2 separate regions of the Homo sapiens genome follow, and region 2 is linked to region 1. A link is a contact called in ENCODE Hi-C or POLR2A ChIA-PET data. All regions are on one chromosome and are shown on one strand. The core of a region is the stretch at or near the end of the contact, and the rest is flanking DNA. Distances in the headings are between cores, read along the strand shown. Region 1 overlaps GMPR (guanosine monophosphate reductase). Region 2 has its middle 160 kb from the start of ATXN1.

The links. Hi-C counts contacts between places; a loop is a spot of excess contacts on that map. ChIA-PET counts read pairs that join two places held with the same protein, here RNA polymerase II (POLR2A). Pooled maps may share reads with other maps.
Region 2: POLR2A ChIA-PET joins it to region 1 with 10 read pairs in PC-9. The contact joins two enhancer-like sites. A Hi-C loop is called at or near these places in 2 of 50 pooled maps. POLR2A ChIA-PET finds 5 or more read pairs at or near these places in 3 of 52 experiments (PC-9, Panc1 and activated CD4-positive, alpha-beta T cell).

Annotation. Positions count from the first base shown.
Region 1 is chr6:16,274,402-16,280,486 of GRCh38, reverse strand. GMPR (guanosine monophosphate reductase) reads right to left here. Exons shown (of 9, transcript NM_006877.4): 5 at 5,991-6,072; 6 at 1,597-1,703. Among named protein-coding and RNA genes, the nearest start is that of GMPR, 39 kb to the right of the region's middle. RefSeq lists an enhancer at 2,875-3,169. Within about 2 kb of position 2,180, at least 11 of the 41 ENCODE cell types and tissues checked have a DNase peak (open chromatin) inside an H3K27ac peak, as active enhancers do.
Region 2 is chr6:16,917,556-16,923,598 of GRCh38, reverse strand. No RefSeq gene overlaps it. Among named protein-coding and RNA genes, the nearest start is that of ATXN1, 160 kb to the right of the region's middle. Within about 2 kb of position 2,083, at least 2 of the 41 ENCODE cell types and tissues checked have a DNase peak (open chromatin) inside an H3K27ac peak, as active enhancers do.

The DNA.
Region 1 (6,085 bases), core at 931-3,430:
ATTGAGTGGAGAGTCTTAGAACTCTGTCATTAACCAATAAACCTTTGACCATTTATTTCAGATACTATCACAGTAGATGCTTAATAGAGACTTGCTGGATGAATGGATGGGTGGGTGAAAAATTTGGATGAGGCATTAGAAGGGGCCCAGGCAATCTGCACTGGACAGCGAGTGAAAGACCTTGATCCTAGCTTCAGTTGTTACCTGAGCACCATTCCCAAGACTTTCATCATCTATGGGCTAAAAGCTGCCAGGTCTCCAACTATGAACACAATGCCTCATGTGCAATTTCCCTTCTGATGCCCCTCAAGCACCTCAGAATCAACAGACACGTGCCATAGTGATCACCACACCAGCCCCGAACCTCTTCCTTTGCAGCCATCTTCCAGGTGAGCCAGCACATGAGCCAGCCACAGCCTTGCTCCTCCTTCTCCTTCTCCAGTGCCCCCCAAGCACCTACTCCATTGCCGACACTTGTTTAATTCTGCCTCCCAAATGTCAGTCAATTCTGGAGATGGCTCTCAAGCCTGCTGCAGAGCACAGTCACCTCCCCCTCCTGAATTACTAACGCGTCCCAGCTGGGCTCTCTTTTTTATTTTGCCCCTTTCAATCTGACCCAAGGCAGTGAGTTGGGCACTCTCCTACTCAGACCTCTGCAATAGCTCCCTAGTGCTCTTGGAGAAGTCCCATCCTTAAAGGTGGATCCCACAGCTCTTGTCCATACTTGCCCTCAAGCTTATCTCCTGCTGCCCCTCACGCCTGCCCCTCTCAGGTCACTCGCCCCAGATGCAGTGACTGAGATTTGGTTCCCCAGTGCTTTTCTGTTCCCTTCTTTCTTCTCATCTGAAAACTTCCTTTTCAACCATCAGCTCTCTCTATTACACTCCAGGAAACCTTCCCTGACCCTGAATATGGGATACGTGGCCTGTTATGGGTTGAACTGGGTCCCCCCAAAAACTCGCATGTTGCCATCCTAACCCCTAGCATCTCAGAATGTGACCTTATTTGGAAACAGGAACAATGGACACGTCATCAGTTAAGATGCGGACATCCTGGAGGAGGGTGGCCCCTGATCTGAAAGGACTAGTATCCTCAGGAAAAGGGGATGTTTGCACACAGAGACACACACACAGAGGACGCCACAAGCTAAGGAACCAGCAGAAGGTCACAGAGAGGCCTGCAACAGATCCTTCCCTGGGGCCCTGAGAGGGAGCATGCCCCCCCCAACACCCTGATGTTGGGCTTCTCGTCTCCAGAATGGTGAGACACTGAAATTGAAGCCCCCAGTCTGTGGGGCTTTATTACAACTGTTCTAGCAAGCTGTGGCCTGGCCTACCCTGTGCTCTGAAAGCTGCCTGCACATCCCTCATCAGATGGACCACCCACCTGCTTGTATGGCTTCTGCCTACTGGGCCTGCCACCCTCACTGTGGAATCCGTGGGCAGCAGGGCCTCTGTTTCTGCTGAATGTCAGCGCTGTGACCGCAGTGCCCAGCTCCCTCCCATGCCCACAGGATGCCCAGCCAGTGAAAGAAGAGCAGCGAGGGAGCAGGGGCCTCCCAAGACACCCCAGCCTCAGCCCCGGGTGGAGACTCACAGAGATGATGTGGCCCTTCAGGCCATGGGCAGAGTCGGCACACTCAATGACGGCACTCAGCTGGGGGTACCCCACTCCCGTCTTGGTGCGGGTGGTGCACACAGAACCTGCACAGAGAAAGAAGTTGTCCCCAAATAGATGGTTATACATGAGAAGACTGTGACATGAAATGCGTCCCCCTTACCTTTGCAGCCCTGCTTTAGGGACCAGGGTGAACCTCTGTGGCAGAGGAGATGTGGGGAACAGGCTGCCCCATCTGCACGATGGAGGTCACTGTAAACCACACCACCTGGTCATGCACCCCCTCCGGTCCTCATCACTGTCACTGGCTGATGTCCCAGACATCGCCTTCCCCTCTACCATGCACCTGTCACTGCCACTCCTCCCTGTGGCACTGGCTCCCATGCAATAGCCAGGCACTGACCTTTCCACACTTAAACACCCACTCCTTTCCACCTTTCTACAAATCTACACTCTGCTTTAAAGGACCTCTCAGAATCCTCCCACTGGCTCGTAGCTTCTTTACCTTCAACCTTTGTCAAATGACTCACCTCTCTTAAGCCTCACTGCCCGGCCTGTAAAATCCAAAGAGAAACACAACCTCCTGGGGTTGTGGCAGAGAACAAATGGCACAGGGAGGGATACCGCTTGGCCCAGGGCCTGGCCTGCAGCACGACACCCTCCATACCCTCACCTGCTCTCACTCAGCTCTGTGCTCCACAGGGCCCAGCTGTTTGTCCATCTCCCTCCTGGCTGCCCCACCTCAAGTCCCTTGCAGCCTAGCCCGAGGTTCACTTCCAGGCCAGGGCTCACACCAGCACCCTCCTGCCTGCCTGTCCCACGGTCAGCCCCAGTCCTGGTTGTTCTCCCAGTTAGGTCCAGGCCAAGTCGCACTCTGACCTCTTTATCATACCTCCCCTTATTCAAGCTTCCCGGTGCCGCCACAGCACCCCACTTTACCCAGATCAGCAGAATCAAGCTCCACCTGCTCCCCTCCCTCCCCACTGCTTCTCCAATGGGGCAAGTTTCTTCCCACCTTAGGGACTCTGTACACAATGTTCTCTCTCTTGGACACTCCCCTCTGTACCAGCCCGCCTAGCCAAACCCTTCTCATCTTTCCAGCTTCTTCTTAAATGTCACTGCCCCAGGGGAGTTGTTCATCACAGTTTCAAAAAGAGGCATTTCAATCAGGATCTGTGTGAGAATGTTAAGGGTCTGTCTTCTGTACTGGGTGGTCGGCTCCGTGGACATTCGCTGTTGTTATCAGGTGCTGAGAACAGAGCCTCATATACAATAAGGCACTATAAATAGTCACTGAAAGAATGTGTGGACTCAAGAATGAATGAGTCACCCACATCCCTGTCTCCACTGCCACTCACTCAGCCCCTCCCGGAGGTCTTGTGGTGTGCACGAGAGGGCGCTCTGGGGACAGGGTAAAGGTGGAAGTGAACTCCTCCCTCCCACCAGACCCGGGGGTGGGATGCTTTGAGGCGCAGCCTAATCTCCGGCTCCTGGCCGGCACCACCTTGTAGGATGCTAATTTCTGCCAGGGGTCTTTAGGGACAAGATCAGACAGAGAAGTATGTCTGTGTCCCCAGGCCTGGATTTAGCAGAGAAACCAGGAGAGACAGGGCAAGCCCCTCTCCTGCATCAGCTGTGGGGCAGAGTCCACAGAAGTCCTGTAGCTCCCTGTGTCCTGCTATGTGTCACTCACAGTCCTGGAGCCAAGAAGTCTCATTCCCACGAAGGCGCCTTCCCCCCGCCCTGCAACCAGACGTTGTGCACGGCAGAATAAAAGGTTTAACCCCCGGTTCAGCCTCAGCTTTTCTCCTCCTCTCCCATTGAATTGCTAGATCCGGGGGTGGGGGCCTCAGCTGCAGTAGGCCTGGGGTTCTGATAGTAGTGAGGGCTCTATAAAGGGTAGACCAATTGCCTTTCTTGGAAACAGCCAAGGAAGAAGCTTCAAATAACACACAGGCGGTTCTGATTAACACCTAGGTGAAAGAAGAAGTTGGTGCATACTTTCTCTTGACTAGAGGGGCAGGGAATCCGTTTCTGATGCTTTTTCCCAGTTCCCAGGAGTTGCTCAATAATGAATGAAATCTATCAATCAATAGACATCCAATAATGCTATCATTTAGATATGTAATATGCAATGTTTTTACCATAAAGAATGTGTGAGACTTAAATATGGTCTCCAAACAATTTAAAGAAGTAGCTCCCATGCATTGGGCTCAGAGAAAGCCCCTTATTCTCTTTAGTCACATCTGTCCTACACAGACAGCCAGAGGGGTGGGGAGATACAGTGAGAGCAGAAGGACAATACAGCTTCTGGGGAAATAGAATGCAGACACAGAGATGTGCAAGAAGAAAACAAGTGTAGTAAATGTTCGAGACCACATCTAGAAAAGCTTTGAGAGGGCCGGGTGTGGTGGCTCACACCTGGAATCCCAGCACGTTGGGAGGCCAAGGCGGGTGGATCACCTGAGGCCAGGAGTTCGAGACCAGCCTGGCCAACATGGTGAAACCCCGTCTCCACTAAAAGTACAAAAAATTAGCTGGGCATGGTGGTGCATGCCTGTAATCCCAGTTACTCAGGAGGCTGAGGCAGAAGAATCACTTGAACCTCTGAGGCGAAGGTTGCAGTGAGCTGAGATCACACCACTGCACTCCAGCCTGGGCAACAGAGCAAGACTGTCTCAAAAAAAATAAAGCTTTGAGAGCCAAGAAGCTTCTCACACACCTTCACATCCTGTACAGCACCCGCCCAACACAATGGTAGCCAGTGAACATTCAATACATATTTCCTTTTTTTTTTCTTGAGACAGGGTCTTGCTCTATCACCAAGACTGGAGTGCAGTAGTGCGATCTCAGCTTACTGCAACCTTCACCTCCCAGGATCAGCTGATCGTTCCACCCTAGCCTCCCAAGTAGCTGAGACTACAGGTGCATACCACTGTGCCTGACTACTTTTTAATTTTTATCTCCTATTTTTAGTAGAGACAGAGTTTCACCATGTTGCCCAGGCTGGTCTCAAACTCCTGGGCTCAAGCGATCCACCCACCTTGGCCTCCCAAAGTGCTGGGAGACCAGGCGTGAGCCACCACATCAGGCCCATATTTCTGATTAAACAGGTGACTAGTGAGTGTCCCTGCCTTTGGGACTAAAAAGAGTCTTCCTAATCTATTAGCCTATTTTGTTCTATTATCAGTCTGTCTATTACAGCCTGCCCTAAGAGGAGGCAGCCTGGAAAGGAAGAACGAGGCCTTATCCTTTCTTGCCTTTTCAATAATGGTAGATACTCAGTAAAGACCTCTTCCCATTTGCTCAGAATACATTATTAACTGGCTTAAATGAGTGGCAATATGAAAAACTTAACCTTGAAAATCTCCCTGTATGTTAAAAGCTTGGGTATTTTTACGAATCTACAGGGTTCTTCTTCCTAATATTCTCTTCATACACATCCAATTCCCTCAGGCTGATCACGGAGCCAAGTCACAGCTCAACAGCGTCTCCTGCGCCTCCCAGCTGTGCGTTTTCCCACAGATTCCTCTCATATTGGTTTAGGTTTGCTTCCTTTTTTGGTAGTGTCATTTGGGTATGAGATTCTTTTGAAAAATCTTTGCTGTTTTTCAGTCCCAAGTGAAAATGTGTATATTCTTTCTTGCTCCTCAATTTTAGTGTCTGGTTAATACTGGATGTGCACGGATGAATTTAAAACATGGCAGCTCATCTTCAAGCAGGGCAAAGAAGGAAAGCGAACAGTAACCCTGCCCCATGAGAAAATGGCGCCACCCATGACAAGGACAGAAGGCTCTACCTCGTTCTTCTGCTTAAGATGCCAATGGGTGGTCCTAAGAAAGCATGCCTGGGAGAAGAACATGGGCAAAATCTACATCTAATACGTATCAGGTGAGTAACCAAAGGTGATCATTACCTAGGCCATGGGTCAAGTTTGAATGTGGCCTCATCACTGCAAGCTTATTTGCAATGTTTGGGGTCCCTCAAACATTCACATAAACTGGAGTCATTCATGTTTATTAACTGTCTCTATGGATTCTTCACCTATCGCCTTCCTCTGCAAGGTGTATGGGGTCATTAGTGAAATCTACATTCTTCCACATTGGTTCTGAAACCAAGCCCTCATATTCTGACCACATCCATATATTCTAACCATAATTTAGAAAATCCCTGGGGGCATCAAAAAGCAGCTCAACAATACTTTTCATCAGGGGCTTCCCCGAGAAGCTCAATTATGCTTCCAGAAAAAGCATGCTTTAAATATCTGTGAATGAGTCATTCATGCATCCCCTCCAGTGATCTGCAGTCCCCGCAAGCCCCAGATCCCATTCTTCCCCACACACGTCCTCTGCTGTGCTCCTAACAAGTCTTACCTGGTCCAACTCCCACTTTGATGATATCTGCTCCGGAAAGAATAAGCTCTTCTACCATTTCTCCTGTCACCACGTTCCCTGCCTGAGACAGAAAG
Region 2 (6,043 bases), core at 834-3,333, 640 kb before region 1:
TTTACATATCAGTTTCATTCTCCAGCACCTCCAGATTGGGGAATTCTGTTATAGTAAATGAACTATCCAAATTATTTATTTTCTAGGCAACATCAAACCTTCACTCAAATGAGGGAGATGGGGCCTTGTTGAACAAACCTAGAGATGCGGGTGGGAGTGTCTGGAGGCCAGCAGTTTTGGAAGTGGGCCTTAATGTGCCTCTGAGCTCAGGGTGTCTGAATTCCTGTACCCTCCTAACTGGCATCATGAATTTTCATTGATGTTCATGAGCAACTGTATGAGTCTCCCAGCAGAAAACAGATGGTAAATTCAACTGTGATTTTGAGAAACTTTTTTGAAGGACTATTTACAATGATGAGAATGCAGCCAGAGAACAAACAAGGAATGCTGAGGCACCCAGAGGCTGAAAGCAGTGGGAAGCTATATCTATCTATCTGTCTGTCTATCTATCTATCTGTCTGTCTGTCAGTCTGTCTGTGTATCTATCTACCTACCTACCTCTTCATCTATAGAATGAGATTTATCATAAGGAATTGGTTAACATGAGTATGGAGATTGAGAAATCCCAAAATCTGTAGTTAGCAAGCTGGAGACCCAGGAGAATGAAGATGTAAGTTCCAGTTCAAGTCTGAGTCCAGAGGCAGAAGATTGGTGTCCCAGTGCAAGCACCCAGATGGGAGGAATTCCTTCTTACTCAATCTTTTTGTCTATTGTGACATCAATTGACTGGATGAAGCCCACCCACATTGAGGAGGGCAATCTGCTTTACTTAGTCTACCAATTCAAATGTTAATCTCATCCAGAAACATCTTCACAGACACATCCAGAAAAATGTTTGACCAATTATCTAGGCACTAGGTGGCCCAGTTGAGTTGACACATAGCATTAACCATCACGAGGGGCAAGGGATGAATGATGCTACCATAGCCTCCAGTGAGCTGAGCGGTGGGTCTCCAGACGGGACCTATAGCTGAGAGATATGCAGCTGCTCTCAGAACAGCTCCAAGGCAGGGAGGAAGAGGGGTGAAAACTCCATTCTTTCTCTCTACACTCCCCTCTCCCATCTCCTGCCACTGCCTCCCATTGGCCCAACCCAACCAGAAGCCCATGGATCATGGAACGTGAGCGGTGTAAGAGTGCAGCCAGCAGAGGTCAATGTCCTGGTGCTCAGAGCTGGCAGATAGAAGAGGAGAATATACTCAAGAAACGACAAATGAAAATAAACCACCACAGCAACCCCCAGAACTTTTCTAGAAATACTTAGCAAAGTGAACTCTGAAAAAAAAACCTGTTACTCATAGCCAGGGATGGCCTAGAGTCATTTTAGTCTCAACATTAAACAATATTAAGCATTAAGCAAAAGGGGATTTGTACCCCATATATAATATTTGGAGCATACCAATTGCATGTGAATAAATTTATTAATTAGAGATCTGTAATTCTGAGACTGTGCTTGTGTGTATATCTCTTATCTCCTCTTTGAGGATGTAAGCTATTGTAGGGCAAAGATGGTCTCAGAATTCTACAGTGCATTGAACATGGTAGATATTCCGTAAATATTTGCCGAAAAACTATTTCCACCTCTTTTCCTTAAACCTAATAGGAACTGATGAAATGCAATATAAAAAACAACAAAGGTTTTGTAAGTGTCATATGTAATCAGCCAAGGAGAGTTTTAGCACAGCAGGTAGTAAGAGTGGAACTAAATTGCTTAGTCTGACTTCTTAGAGCTAACTCATTTAACAAATGTTTATGGAGCACCTGTGCTGTGCCAAACACTGTGTTAAGCTTTTAAGATACAAAAATAATGTTTTGAAGGAAGAAATCCATTAAACATACAAACCACTCATGAACCACTCAATTTTTATGGCGTGCAACCAGCTAATTGCCACATAGCTGTTTGGATCAGTTTTACAGAGGTCTGATTCAGTTAAATCAATGAAATGAGTTGCCTAATCCACTTATTTTAGACATGCAGAAGCATGCTTCATTTTGCTGTCCACAGCCCTAGTGCAGGTTTATCCCTTGACAAAACTTGGGTTAGCTATGACGCGGACGCAATGTTATAGATTGTGACCACAAAAACTCAACAAAGCTATGTGCTGTACCACTTTCTCAAAGCTACTCCCAAGACTGGGGCCCAGTGATGAGAGGTCCTTGAAATGGAAGGATTCCAGTTAAGAACAGTAGTCACAGAACAGTTAAGCTTTCTTTAGCAATGTCAAATGCCAGCATATCCCGCAGAGGAGCATCTTTCATATCTGCAGACAAAACATTGTCCCCATCCACCCAACAATTTCAGTTAGCATTTCCTTCTAGACCCTGAGGCACAAAAAGCCACTATTTACTTGAGTGGGTTTTCTCACAGCAAAACAGCTTTGTCTTTCAACTTCCTTTTCTAGAACCAACCCTGTCTTGCTTCCATAATACTGAGAAAAGTGGATCAGAGTCTCCCGCTGTTTGTGTCAAATAGCAATTCTTTTATGTTGCTCTATTATAAATGCTGCTCAGACATTTTGAGTCAAAACTGTGAAATATCCCTTCTTGCGTCCCCATTATCCATTCTATTACGAGATTTAAGACTTGTGAATAATCCCATATGTGACCTTGGTTAGATGACTCTTTTTTTAACCAGGACAAAAACCAATTGAGTGATTTCTTCATGTAGAGTGTGCCAGTAGTTGAATATCCTACACTTGTTTAAGAGCACTATTATTTGATCTCAAAATATTCTGTAATGGGATGGGATGTATTTTCTCCAGAATTTAACCTTATGCTAATTATGTCTAGCATGGGCTCTGAGACATACATTAGAATTACTGAACTATAATGTCAATCAAAGTTTTATCTTCAGTAGTGTCAATCTGAATAGAAAATTCATCTGCTTTCTTAATATAATCACTAGTAATTTGGTGTGTGTGTGTGTGTGTGTGTGTGTGTGTGTGTGTGTGTGTGTGTGTGTGTTTTGACAGGGTCTCGATTTGTTGCCCAGGCTGGAGTGCAGTGGCATGATCATGGCTCACTATAGCCTCCACCTCCTGGGCTCAAGCGATCTTCCCACCTCAGCCTTCTGAATAGCTAGGACCACAGGCATGTATCACCACACCAGTCTAATTTTTTATTTTTATTTTTTGTAGAAAATGGGGTCTCCCTATGTTGCCAAGGCTGCCCTCAAACTCCCGGGCTCAAGGGATCCTCCTGCCTCCTGCTCCCAAAGTGCTGGGATTACAGGCGTGAACCACTGTGCCCACTAGTAATATTTTTTTTTAATTAACTTGCTAATATTCTCACTAGTTGCACTTCTGGTTGAGAAATGAGAATAATAGTTACAACAGTTCTTCCTTCTTTACTTTCAGATTTGTTAACTCAAATTACCATAGCTTTTATTTTATAGGTATTTGCTTATAAATTTGCAGATTATAAGTTTTTTGAATTGAGGGACTTTTTATACTTGTTTTTCTCCCCACAACCAGCCTTAAATATAGTAACTTCAATATAATAAATACTCCACAAATGTTTGTGGGCATTGAATCAATAAGATTTTTTTGAAAATAATAACATGCAAGGTAAATTTGAGGAAATCTCTCAGAAAGTACAATAAAAGCACAAAAATATGAAAAACATGAAAGAAAAGAAAATTAGGGGGCCTAAATGGATTAATAAAATTCTAGTAAAATAGAAAAATAGAAAAATTAAAGGGGTGATATTATCACATAAGTTATACAAGAAAAATGTCGAAAACTGAAGATCATTCATTTGCAGATTGAAAGGTTCCATTGATGGCTAAAATGAATGAAGAAAAAACTAACATTAAATAAAATATAATTGTAAAATTTCAGAACCTAAAATAAGAAATAAACCATAAAGGCTGCTGGAGAAAAGAGAAGATCAAACACCAATAATCAGTAATCATATGGAGCTGTTTTTTTGAATAGCGAAATTGGAAGCTATAAAACAACACAATGATACCTTGAAAATTATCAGGAAAAATTAGTCCAACCTAGAATTCTACATAATAAAGGTATTATTAATCAAGTATCAAAAGAAAAGACATTAGAAAACACACAAGTTCTCAAAAATCAACTTTTCACATATTCTTTCTCATGAAGCTATAGGAGGATGCATTCCATTTAAGCAAGAGAATAAAGCAATAAAGAGAAGGAGAATAAATCCAGGCAACAGGATCAGAGATTTTCCAGTGTTATGATGAAGAGAAGGCTCAGGATGAAAGCTACATTCAGATTCGGATTAAATCAGGAGGTTATGGATTCTAGGAGAGATACTGATGAGAAAAATACAGAGTAGATTCAGTTCCCTGTGTTTTGCTCATGAGAAAGTGATTTATTTTACATCTTTACAGAAGTGCTTAGGGGAAGAAAACATGGTATATAAAAAAAGTGCATGAAAACAACAGGACAACTGTAAATTCTAGAAAAAACAAAAAGTCGTTCAAAAAGAGTAAATATACTTATATCACCTTTTGTGCCTTAGCTTGAACAATTTTAACATAATTATAATCATAATTATAATAATATTGGGAAGTTGAAGAAATTGGAAGTATTATGTGTATGTGTATATAAGGGACAGGGTGTAAGAGGGTTAAATTTTTATCTCCATAAAAGAAAAAAATAATTAGTAGTTAAATTTTAAATTATGAATAGTAATATCAACTGATATGGTTTGGCTGTGTCCCCAGCCAAATCTCATCTTGAACTGTAACTCCCACGATTCCCGCGTGTCATGGGAGGAACCCGGTGGGAGGTAATTGAATCATGGAAGCAAATCCTTCCTGTGCTGTTCTCTTGATAGCAAGTCTCACGAGATCTGATGGTTTTAAAAAACGGGAGTTTCGCTGCAGAAGTTCTCTCTTTGCCTGCTGTAAGACTTCACTTGCTCCTCCTTGCCTTGTGTCATGATTGTGAGGCTTCCCCAGCCACGTGGAACTATAAGTCCATCAAACCTCTTTCTTTTGTAAAATACCCAGTCTCGGGTATGTCTTTATCAGCAGCGTGAAAACAGACAAACACATAAACCACTTATTTTTAAATGTTATTGTAAATATAAAAAAGAATGTTAAAAGGATTGAATGTGATTATCTCCTCAGGTGACTAGAACTCAGAGGTGGAGAGCAGTGGAGCTGAGGATAAAATAAAAATTAAATTAAAAATTATATAATGATTCCCCCAAATTCATGTAACTATATTTATATAATACTTATTTTGCTTGAATGAGTCATAAAATTACATCTCTTAATAAGAGAAATATTTGAAACTACCTTAATTTTATTAACCAATCTACCCCCAAATTTATTATTTTTCTTATTTTCAAAAATGATTAAGAAAGTTTAAATGTTAAAAATACATAAAACATTACTTAAACATGCATAAGGCAATTAAAAGCCATTCTGAAATACAAAGTGGCTAAGTAAGACACAGAAGCTAAGTCAGTGCTATGACTGAGCATTAAATTGTGCCCCTAGCTACCTACAGAGAGTGAGAATTATTTACTTTTTAACCTGAGGGGAGAAAAACACACAAATTAGAATGGAAAGAAATTTTTCCTGGCATTAAAGTTTTGGAAGTATTTGAGATATAGATGATTATAGAAGGAACATTTGTCTTGCATCTTTCACAGGAACTCAGGAACTAAAACCAGTCCTTCATTAGTTTTTCTTAAATATTTCCTTGTCATTGCATCCACATTGTCACTACTTTTGTTCAAGGTCTTATAATCTTTCACTTAGACTAATTTGATTGTCTCCTAATGGAATGTTAGTTATTCATTCAGAAAAGATTTAAACACCTAAAAACAGAATGAGAAAATTTCAGACCAAATACAGAAGGCAAAACCCCAGAAATATAGAAAATAAGTGTAATACTCAAAGATACTTTAGCTTTGAAGGCAGTTGCTGAGCTGGAAGAAATGGCCATGAACTTTATTTTGTGAAAGTTTCACCCACACATATAAATATATAATTAATACACACAGCAACAATAGCGTATATGTTGGGGATAAACAAATGAAACTGAAGTGTTCTAAGATT